Linked DNA regions of Homo sapiens: regions 1 and 3 are each linked to region 2. The links are chromatin contacts, found by Hi-C or POLR2A ChIA-PET in ENCODE. All regions are on one chromosome and are shown on one strand. Each heading gives the region's core, a stretch centred on a gene start or an enhancer-like site at or near the end of the contact. The rest is flanking DNA. Distances are from core to core; before and after follow the strand shown.

Region 1 (3,503 bases), core at 902-3,401, 4.1 Mb after region 2:
CTGAAATGTGTAAAATTCATCTCCATATTAACAGATATAAAGTAAAAAGGTGGAAAGCAAAAGTCAACAATTTCCAAAAAATTATCCACACAGAGGCAGCTATGGTTGCTAGTCCCCTCCCCTTCGCTCAACAAGATTTTAAAATGTTAACCTTAAAAAGGAGGAGTACGTTTATTTGGTCCTTTCTTTGCCCTTCCCTCCACATTTCATCTCCCATTAGATATATGATATATTTTTAAACCATATGAACAAATGAACCTTGAAACGGGATTTTTTTTTTTTTTTTTTTTTTTTTGAGACAGAGTCTCACTCTGTCAGCCAGGCTTGAGTGTAGTGGTGCTATCTTGGCCCACTGCAACCTCTGCCTCCCAGGTTCAAAGGATTCTGCTGCCCCAGTCTCCCGAATACCTGGGATTACAGGTGTCCGCCACCATACCTGATTAATTTTTGTATTTTTGTGGAGACGGAGTTTCACCATGTTGGTCACACTGGTCTTGAACTCCTGACCTCAGGTGATCCACCCACCTCGGCCTCCCAAAGTGCTGGGATTACAGGCGTGAGCCACAGCGCCTGGCCTGAAACTGCATTTCTTATTAACAAATGCAATGCAGTCTCTACTATTTCTTTGCCGAAAATAACAATGAGTATGAAGAAAAAAAAGGGGAGTTAAAGCTTCTGTTTTTGGCACAGGATACAGTTAAGTTGTGCTACTGGCTCAGACTCTTCTTGGTTGAAGAGCATTCTCTCATCATCTGCAGAACTTTAGTGCAGTAACTGCTGAGTATTTGAAAGTCTAATCACCATTAAATCCAAAATGTAAGCCCCTAGGTAAGACTTTTAGAAAGATACATACTCTGTCACTGGTGGTTCCTGAACAAACGGATAGTATGTGGCTGCAGAGCTGGGGAAGACACATGCTTCTGAGGACTCTAACCATGCCACATTGAGCCCGGCAAATCTGGGGACAAATGGTTTGACATCTGCTGATAACTTGATGCCCTGAGGAAAAATATGAGGTTTTGGCCACAAACATTCAGAGATCAAGCAAATATAAACAAACAAAAAGACCCAAGAGGTGTTCCTAATAGCCCCAGAAATGTTCCCGATGTTGTTTAAAAACTTCTGCCTCGTAAAGACAAGAACCTGCTTGCTAACGATTTCTCCCCAATGCTTTTTTTTTTGTAGAAAAGGCAGTAGTTCAAACATTAAAAGTGAAAAATGACAACGAATTCAAGTGGAAATAAAACAACACAGATTATATAGTTTAGATCTTGGAATAAGGGTGTTTTTACCACAGATTCACTTAGAAATAATAGAACTGCACACAGTACAACTACTGCAGTCAAATACACGTGGACTGTTTAACTACAGCACCCAAAACACACTGCAGACGTTTATTTCCATTACATTTTCTTGAAAAAGTTGCACAAAAGCATATGCATTTTACTCATGAACCACTAAGTCTTGCTTTATTGAAATACCAAACCTTGCTTTGCTAGAAAATATTATCACCACGAGCCTTTGAAATTTCAATTCACTAAGATTTCTTTCTTTAGTTTTTAGTGACGTAGTAAGAGATTTACTTTCACCGAGAATTTTATGGGTCTAAAAATGATGCAAGCGATCGCCAGGGCTCCATCTAGTGGTAATGCTGAGTACGTAGAGCGGAGAATGACGTTCAGAAAAACGCAGGATCCTTTAAAACAATCTATCCGTTCCCAAGAGCGCGGGAAGCTCGCCAGAGTCCCCCCGCCCCGACTGCGGGGAGCGCCGGGCTGGGCCGCAGTCACTGCGCTGGGTGACATCGCACCACAGACGCGGCGCTAACTGTGGGCGGGGTCTGTAGCCGCTGACCGCCACCCCAAGGCGGACCCGAGGCGGGGCGCGAAGATCGCGGCCACCCGGTAGGGCGCTCCCGTGCCGTCACCAGCATCCGACCCACGCCCGCTGGACCAGCCCCGTCACCGCCCGGCCGAGCCCCCAGTGCGAGGCAGGCGGACGGACTGAGGCTGCCGAGAGAGCCCCCGTCGGCCCTTACCTCGCTTTCGGGCTCCCGCGGCCCCTCCGACGCCATGCCGCGAGGCGCGGAGGAGGCCGCGTCACGGAGGCCAGCAGCGGGCCGTCGGCTTGCCGGACAGACAAAGCGTTTCCGCCCCCGCAGGCGACGCCAGGAAGTGCGTCACAGCAAAGCGACAGAGCCCGCCCTTTCTTCCGGCCGGAAGTACGCGGCGGCGGCACTGGACCTGCGCGGGCAGCACGTGGAGGCAGTGGGGCGCTTGCGGAAAATGGGGACCCCCAGGAGTCCTCTGGGCTGGGGACCCACCGTAGCTTGCGGGAGTCTTGGATCTGCCTTTTAGTGCTGGGATATCGGAGATAGTCTCCACCAAGGCAGTAGCGACTATAAACAAGAGTTAGGCCGTGATTTACTTTTCTCCCCTGGGCCTCACGAGTCTAGCGTTAGGACGGGATGGGGTAGTCTGGAAAGGCCTCTCGCTGAGGTGACCTTTGAGCAGTCACCTGAAGAGAAAGATTTACTAATAAGGAAACTGAGGAGGCCGAGATTACTCTCACCCCCGCCACTGCATTTCCCTAAAATTTCCCCAAGATTGGTGACTTACAGGAATTGCATACCCTGTAGGTCCTACAAACCTGGAAAGCCTACAAGACTCTTGATGGTATCCTAAATTTCCAGAAACCTTAAGTTTGGAAGTAGCCACAGAAAATAATTTAAAAATCGCTCGGTTTCTTTCAAAAATTAAAAAAAGTGCTAAGATATGGTCAAGAGATGGAATAGTATAATTTTCACGAGAAAAAAAAAGTTCTACACAGAGCAAATTCGTTAAATATTGAGAGAAATGTATAAAGTGCGGCAGGGATAGGAGGTTGACCAAAAGTACAGGGAAGAATGCAGAGTGGATTTCAATAGATGGAGGAGGAACTTTCCTCTCACTCAAAGGCTTGGAGGAAAGTGCAAGTGGATTTAAGGAACAGAAAATGTCAGCAAAACAGGCTATTTGAGGAATGGGGATTAGGTTGAGGCAAATTGTAGGTTTCCTCTGTCCCTTGCACAGACGTTAACTCTACCATTGAATACGAAGTATTTCAAGCAAGTAAGGCAGGTGCAGCTCCAGTTTTTTCAGATTTCTGTCCTGGTGGGTCTCAGTTCACTACACAGCCTCTAGCAGAAGTGATCCTTAGGGTCTGGTCTGGCAGGAATTTATGCTGGAAGTTTAGGGGTAGCTGTCGCCTTCCTTTCAGCACTATTGGGTCTACCCGGAAGTGTAATGAAGTTTACTTGATTTTGTCATGTTTCTGTTGGTTACCCTGGACACAACCTATGGTAGTGGCAGTAGATTTTAGGATGCTGCTAATCACAACCTTCAAAATTTATTGCCCTCATGTGTAAAGACACCCTTTCTTAACCAATGGACCTGATGTATGCTGGCTGCTCATTTAAGATGTTTCTATAGCATAGCAATTAATTAGAATAACTCCAAAACACT
Region 2 (3,693 bases), core at 1,148-3,647:
CAAAAAAGATTTCTCCTGGCCAGGCGCAGTGGCTCACGCCCGTAATCCCAGCACTTTGGGAGGCCGAGGCAGGTGGATCACGAGGTCAGGAGCTCAAGACCAGCCTGGCCAAGATGGTGAAACCCCGCCTCTACTAAAAATACAAAGATTAGCCAGGCATGATGGCAGGCGCCTATAATCCCAGCTACTAGGGAGGCTGAGGTAGGAGAATCGCTTGAACCCAGGAGGTGGAGGTTGCAGTGAGCCGAGATCGCGCCACTGCACTCCAGCCTGAGAGACAGAGTGAGACTCCATCTCAAAAAAAAAAAAGATTTCTCTAAGCAAAGGTAACAGGAAATTATGCCCCTCTGCCAATTTACAAAACACTAGAAAGCACCAATAAGATGCTTAAAGTTTTTATAAATGTCTCATTTACTCAACATTATATATACTGAATTGTTCATGTCAATTCCTTTGCCAGTGGTTTTTACTTAATCTTAAAAAAATTATCATATGATAAAATTAACACATTTACTTTGGATGAATAGTTCTGATTTTAATGTATGGTAGCATCACCACCATCAGAATACAGAACAGTTCCATCACTCCACAAAGATCTCTCCTGCTGTCCCCTTTATGTGTACATCCTTCCCCTCCTCTACTCTCAGCACCACTGAATTGGTCCCTATCACTATAGTTTTATAATCATCCCTTTTGAACCTGGCTTCTTTCACTCAGTATAAAACCTTAATTAAATATTCATGCAAGTTGTTACCTACACCAGCAATTCCTTCCTTATTATTGCTAAGTAGTATTCCATAGTATGGCTATACTGTAGTTTAACCATTCACTTATTAAAGGATACTTTGTTTCCACGTTTGGGCTATTATGAATTAAGCTGCTATGGACATTTGAGTACCAGTTTTTGCACAAACAAAAGTCTTCATTAGGAAAATACCCAGGAGTGGAATTGCTGGATCGTATGATAAATGTATGTTTAACTTTATAAGAAAGTGCCACTGTTTTCTGGAGTGGTGGTGCCATTCTGCATTCCCACAAGCAATGTGTAAGGATCCAGTTGCTCAGCATTCTTGCTAGCACTTGGTATTGCTCATATTTTTTTCTCTTTTAGCCATTCTAATAGGCATGTAGTGATATCATGGTTTTAAACGTTTTAACCACTTTATGGGTATCTTTTATTAAATGGTATACACTGTTTCAATCCCTTAAACAGAGAATGCTGAATATTAATTTTTATGACTCAAAATCATCCTTATAGAATAAACATTGTACTACCCTCAGGGACCAAGGAAGTACATAGGGTTGTTTTCCTTTTCTTAAAATAGCCCCAGAATTATGTTTGCTTTTTATAGCTTTTTAAATCTCTCTTGTCACTTCTTGCTATTAATGGTGCTCCTGCCTCTGGCAGACTCTCCTCTTCATCCTCTTCTCAAGCTGAGTTTAGAAAATAGATAACCAAGCTTGTTAGAATTACATATGAAAAGAGGCCAGTCCATGAGTGAGAGAGCTTAAAGGATTCTTCAGTGAGGAAAGCAAAAGCACCCCCCTACACCCGCCAACCCCCCACATCACTGTACCCAAACTTCCTGACATCTTGCTTGGTTGCTGAGAAATTTCTAGTAGCTAAATCTCTTAGGCACTTTTCAAAAAGGTAAGGTTGCCAGCTAAGAGACCACCAAGTAATTGAGTTATTACAATATTCATTTTGTGCAATTCGCACTATAATATGACCCTAGGTCAATAATTAAAAGCTTAGCAAAAGCAAAATACAGACAAAATTATCCCATTATCCCGTGTCCAGAAACCTAAGTGAAAAAGACGATCTTAAATGGAGCTTAAATCTAGTTTCCTAACACTGACACATTGGTCTGAATTCTGAGCACCTACTAGGTGTGCGAGGCATTCAAAGGGGTGCAAAGATAAAGAAACTGTAGAATTAAAAAGAACTCAACAGTTCTTTAAAGATACAGTGACCATATGCATACATACTGATTCTAATCCTAAGTAATATTCACAGTGTTCCCTTGAAAGTCGCTTGACTAGTTAAGTAGAGAGCTGTGCGGTTACCAAAGGCAAGTCAGTGCAGCTCATCCTGTCTTTTAAGTAGTCTTTTCCATCTCTGAACAAGACTAAACTATGAACACTTTTACGCTCTATTAGGGAGATGGATCGCTTCAGACAAATGGCAGCACCTTACTTCCCTGAGCGCCCCAGGCTCCGATTCAGAAATTAAAAGGCAGGCACTTCCTCTCACCCGAACTTCCCTGAGGAATGGCAGCTGTGTGTCTGCCAGGCGCAGGGGCCAATCGGGACTCTGCCGGCCGCCTCCACCCACGACTTAAACACCATCTCACCAATTGCAACCGGATCGTGGGTGGGACTTCCGCTATCATTTTAGGCTTAACTACCACCATCTCCTCGCGGGCAGTGGGGGCAACCGCGAAGACAGAATTTCACAAACTTTCAGCTCCAGCAGTTTCAAGGAAATGTCAAATGACAAGATGGAAGACCGAGTGTCAAGAGCTAAGACAACAAAAAGGCCCCCAAAATTTGTTTTCAAGAAAACCAATGAAAAAAGCAAGCAATCAGAACGTGAAGTCCAGGATCATGGATGTGCTTATCTTCACAGTCACTGCTGGGTCCTGAAGTTCTCCTCTGGCCCAGTGCCAGCTGCGAAGCCCTCTGCCAAAGGGCCAGAGGAGGCCGGTGATATAGAGCTCTGATTACCCACCCGTCAGGGCACCGCTGAAGGTCACTGAATACTTACTGTGCACCCGAAAAATAAATCCTGCGAGTTCACGCCCGCGTAGTTCGCCCCCTGATTTTGAGCGACTCCTTTCGCATGGGATCTACAAAACCGAACTGCCTTAAAGACCTCTTTCACACGGACGTGAAGTCACAGAACTGACAAAATCCCATCCTGTCAAAGTGCACGGGTCTTTGAAATCTAACACAAAAAGCCATAGAAAGATTCTCTAAACACCCTGTACTAAGAGGAACACGGACAGGGCACTGCGTTCTGAAGTAGAGGCCAGGGCACTGGCCCTTAGACACGTCTCGCTGTCACCGGGCTAACAACATTGGCAAGGGCGGCGGCAGCAGCACTGATATTTGCAGCCCCCAAGGGCTCTGGCGAAACCCCCTCTATTACTCTGTATCCTGCCTGCTTCCAAGATGAACCTGTTGCTGGGAAAGAACAGGCTAAATTAGAAAAGGGAGTATTTTGTCAAAGTTGAAGGTGAGTGATAGCCTGCCCGCCTCAAATAGGATGGGAAAAACTAAGGATATTGGGGATGATGACACTGTCGCCTCCGAATTCTGGTCCGGGGCTCTCTCCCAGCCCTCAAGTGTCCCCACGCGGCCGCGGACCCCGAACAGGGACAGCTGGAGACGGGCTTGGGCAGCGCGCGGCCTGCACCCGCGGCCATCCATCTTGCAGCCCGGCCCGGCCAGGCTATCCCGGGCAAGGGCTGGGGGAACTCGCTGCCCCCAGCGCCGCCACGGCCGGGCGACATTCTGCGCCCTGGGAAGGGGGATAGGGGTGCGGCGCGGCCCCGGTCCCCGGCCCGCCCGGATCCCCGGCCTCACCTTGACGTGGAAGCGGATGAGCGCCAGGCGGATGCAGTGGGCCATGCAGACGGGCGGCAGGAACCAGACCTTTGGCGGCGGGGTGCCCTTGTTCTGGACATGGCT
Region 3 (3,436 bases), core at 678-3,177, 4.8 Mb before region 2:
CGAGACTCTGTATCAAAAAAAAAAAAAAAAAAAAAAATTAAAAAAAAAGAAAAGAAAAGAAACTGGCTGGGTGCGGTGGCAGGAGAATCGCTTGAATCCGGGAGGCGGAGGTCACGGTGAGCCGAGATCGCGCCATTGCACTCCAGCCTGCGCAACAAGAGCGAAACTCTGTCTCGAAAAGAAAAGAAATATTTTGTCCCACATTCTGTACTAAGAGCTTCACACATATTATTTTATTTAATTATCAAAACAACTCTAAGGGTAGACAGGTGTAGATCCAGGTTTTGTGGGGACTGGAATTAAACAGCATTAAGGGCCTTCTGATTTTTAAAAAATTACAAAATTATGAACACAAAATTAGGTATGACGATGGTTATTTAGAATGAGAAAATAAATTGTAAATTATAACAAATGAAGAGCTCTCTGGCATTTAGGAGAAATGCTCCCTGGTTGCAACTCCCCACCTGTTAGACTACAAATCCCAGCGACCCATGCAAGTGAACATAAATTTCATTAGCTTCACCGTAAAGTTGTCTGGCGGCGGGTCGGGGGTGGGTAGGAAGAAGTGTTATCTCCATTTTTAGGTTGAGCAAATCACTCAGTATTGCAGAGTGGGAATCTGAAAATTATGCAAATAGACTCTAGAGCCCTCGCCTTTACCCCCACCCTGCTTCTTGTCAATATCACTGAGTGTGCATGAGGGTCTCGTTAACGACGGCTGAGGGGGAGACGATGAAGTAAGAGGAAAGGCTGAACAAAGGGCAAGAGAAAGGCAGAAAGAAGCTCCTAAAGAAAGCTGGACGCAATTGGGCTCCGCAACCCTAATGGAGAAATGCGCCTTAGGAGGGAAGGGGAGAAGTTTAAGGGGAAACAGGTAAAATGAGGCAGAAGTTGAGCAAGTTAGTCAAACCCTAAATTCTTTTACTTATTTACAAAACAGCCTGGCGCGGTGGCTCTCGCCTGTAATTCCAGCACTTTAGGAGGCCGAGGCAGGAGAATCGCTTGAGGCCAGGAGTTCAAGACCCCCCTCTCTGCAAAAAACAATTTAAAAATTAGCCGGGTGTGGTGGTGCGCAGTTGCGGTCTCAGCTACTCGGGAGACTGAGGCGGGAGGATGGCTTGAGACCGGGAGGCGGAGACTGCAGTGAGCTCTGATCGCGCCACTGCACTCCAGCCTGGGTGACAGAGCCAGACCGTCTCTAAAAATAATAATAGCAATAACAAAATAAAAATAAATGTACTGCACCCAACTATGACCCAGGAGTGGCATGGGTTTCCGCAGCGCAGCGGCCGCGCCTGGGCGCCCCAAGCAACACAACCAGCGCTGTCAGGAGGCGAATAGGAGCCAGGACAGAGAGCTGGGGAGGCCACTGCTGTCAGGCGAGGGATAAGAAGGCCGTCCGCGGCGTCACTGACGGGGCTGAAGGAACACCAGGAGAAGAGTGGCAGACAGCTCCGGAGCCGCGCTGCCCGGGCGACGCCGGAAGATGGGCCTCCCAGCGGTCTTCCTTTCAGCCAATGGCCGCGAGATGCGCCGTCCGAGGGTGCCCCGCGCGGCACAGGGAGGGAACAAGCAGCCCATCGGGTGCAAGAAAGCACTATCTTTCTAGGTGACTATGCGAACTACCAGGGAAGTGTAGCTAGGGACAGGCTTCTCTGCCCGCGGTTAACCTAACTCAGTGCCACCACGCCTTTAACCTGAAGCCAGGGAGCACGGCTGCCCTCAGTAAAGATGGCTGACTGGCGCGGAGAAAAAGCCGGAAGCAGCTGGGCTTTGCAGGGAGCCGACTGAGCGCTGCGGGGGCGTGGCCTGGCGGTGGAGGGGCGTGGCCAGCCGCCGTAACCTGGGTTTGCGATCTTTGAGGCGCGCGCACCGCACCCGGTCCCGACTCTGTGGCTTCCTGGGGGCGGGTTCGCCGTCGGCCCCGCCCCCGCCCAGGTGTCTCCCTTTGGGAAGCTGCCCGCCGAGTCTCCGAGATTTGTCCCTGGTGGTCCCGCGGACCCCTCGTCCCTCCGCAGTCTCCGGCTGGCAGCGATGGAGGGCGCTGGGGAGAACGCCCCGGAGTCCAGCTCCTCTGCCCCTGGGTCCGAAGAGTCTGCCAGGGATCCACAGGTGCCGCCTCCGGAGGAAGAATCGGGGGACTGCGCCCGGTCCCTGGAGGCGGTCCCCAAGAAACTCTGTGGGTATTTAAGTAAGTTCGGCGGCAAAGGGCCCATCCGGGGCTGGAAATCCCGCTGGTTCTTCTACGACGAAAGGAAATGTCAGCTGTATTACTCGCGGACCGCTCAGGATGCCAATCCCTTGGACAGCATCGACCTCTCCAGTGCAGTGTTTGACTGTAAGGCGGACGCTGAGGAGGGGATCTTCGAAATCAAGACTCCCAGCCGGGTTATTACCCTGAAGGTAAATTCCTGCAACGACTTTCTCCTTTCCAGCGGCGTGAGGTCCCCTTTTCGCAGGGCAAGGCTGGGCGCGAGTGTGAGGTGGACACAGTAAATTTGGAGTGTCGGTGACGACAGTTCCAAGAACTTTGTGCTTTGCAAAGTGCATTCCCACCCATTTCCTCATTGGGTTCCCACAAGGCAGGGAAGACAGACCCATTTTACGGATCAAGAAACTGAGTCAGAGGGAGATGAAAGGACTGGCTCGAGGTCCATGCGTCTAGAGAGTAGGGTAGCTTGGAATCCCATAGTCTTTCTACCTCTCAGTGCTGAATCAAAACTTTTACTTTTGGGTGTGCCTGACAGTGCAGTTACCTTAACTTTCTTACCTGGGACCTAAGTAAGTCAAAATATGGTCTTTGCAATCCTCTCTCAAGGCCAGGATTCTGATTCCCGTTTCTTGATATTTTGGCCAAGGTCAGTGAATGCTGAGAAGAGACTGGCAGGGATTAGGAAAATAAACACTTAGGTTTCACTGATCAGCCTAGATTGTTCATCTAGGCATGCTTAAACCTGTTTTCCTATCAGCAGCAAGGGGTAGGTTTTATCATCATGTGTAACTGAGAAAGCCTAAAGCAGTAGAAAGGCCACATTCTTTGAAATCAGACGGGCTTGGATTCAAATTGTACATTTGCTACTTACTAGCTGTGTGACCCTGGACAAGTTACTTAACCTCTCAGAACCTAGGTGGTTTGTAAGCATTTGACACATCACAGGCATGTACAAATTGTTGAATTAATTGCATCACCTAGAATACAGCCTGGTACCTAGTGGAGTACTTAATAATTTTTTGTTGCATAAGCACACATGCACACACAAGGTGATGGAACCAAGGTCAGAGTGCTAATGTCAAGAGGAGGTGTCCCATAACTTAATTGGAAAGACAGATCTGGGCTAAGTGTTCTATGGGCATCAGAGAAGAATGTGCCAGGAGATAGCCTTCCCCACCCCATCCCCATCTGTCCACCCCTCCAACCCCAACTCCAGCTAAGTGG

Evidence for each region. Hi-C counts contacts between places; a loop is a spot of excess contacts on that map. ChIA-PET counts read pairs that join two places held with the same protein, here RNA polymerase II (POLR2A). Pooled maps may share reads with other maps.
Region 1: a loop to region 2 is called in a map of B cell, with 11 times the contacts of the local background. The contact joins the promoter of SECISBP2 here to the promoter of FAM120AOS in region 2. A Hi-C loop is called at or near these places in 6 of 168 maps with a recorded cell type or tissue (B cell, CD4-positive, alpha-beta memory T cell, CD8-positive, alpha-beta T cell and 2 more), 10 of 37 single-sample maps with no recorded cell type and 13 of 50 pooled maps.
Region 3: a loop to region 2 is called in a map with no recorded cell type, with 9 times the contacts of the local background. The contact joins the promoter of TBC1D2 here to the promoter of FAM120AOS in region 2. A Hi-C loop is called at or near these places in 1 of 37 single-sample maps with no recorded cell type and 8 of 50 pooled maps. POLR2A ChIA-PET finds 5 or more read pairs at or near these places in 1 of 52 experiments (CD8-positive, alpha-beta memory T cell).

What each region holds. Positions count from the first base shown.
Region 1 is chr9:89,317,148-89,320,650 of GRCh38, reverse strand. It overlaps SECISBP2 (SECIS binding protein 2), which reads right to left and starts at 2,151. Exons shown (of 17, transcript NM_024077.5): 1 at 2,039-2,151; 2 at 854-999. The coding sequence starts at 2,074. RefSeq lists a silencer at 1,792-2,111 and an enhancer at 2,282-2,501.
Region 2 is chr9:93,452,285-93,455,977 of GRCh38, reverse strand. It overlaps FAM120AOS (family with sequence similarity 120 member A opposite strand), which reads left to right and starts at 2,397. Exons shown (of 3, transcript NM_198841.4): 1 at 2,397-3,693. The coding sequence starts at 3,269. FAM120A (family with sequence similarity 120 member A) reads right to left here. Exons shown (of 18, transcript NM_014612.5): 1 at 3,589-3,693. RefSeq lists enhancers at 2,197-2,491, 2,555-2,684 and a silencer at 3,404-3,583.
Region 3 is chr9:98,254,140-98,257,575 of GRCh38, reverse strand. It overlaps TBC1D2 (TBC1 domain family member 2), which reads left to right and starts at 1,927. Exons shown (of 13, transcript NM_001267571.2): 1 at 1,927-2,403. The coding sequence starts at 2,035. RefSeq lists an enhancer at 1,203-1,692 and a silencer at 1,863-1,912.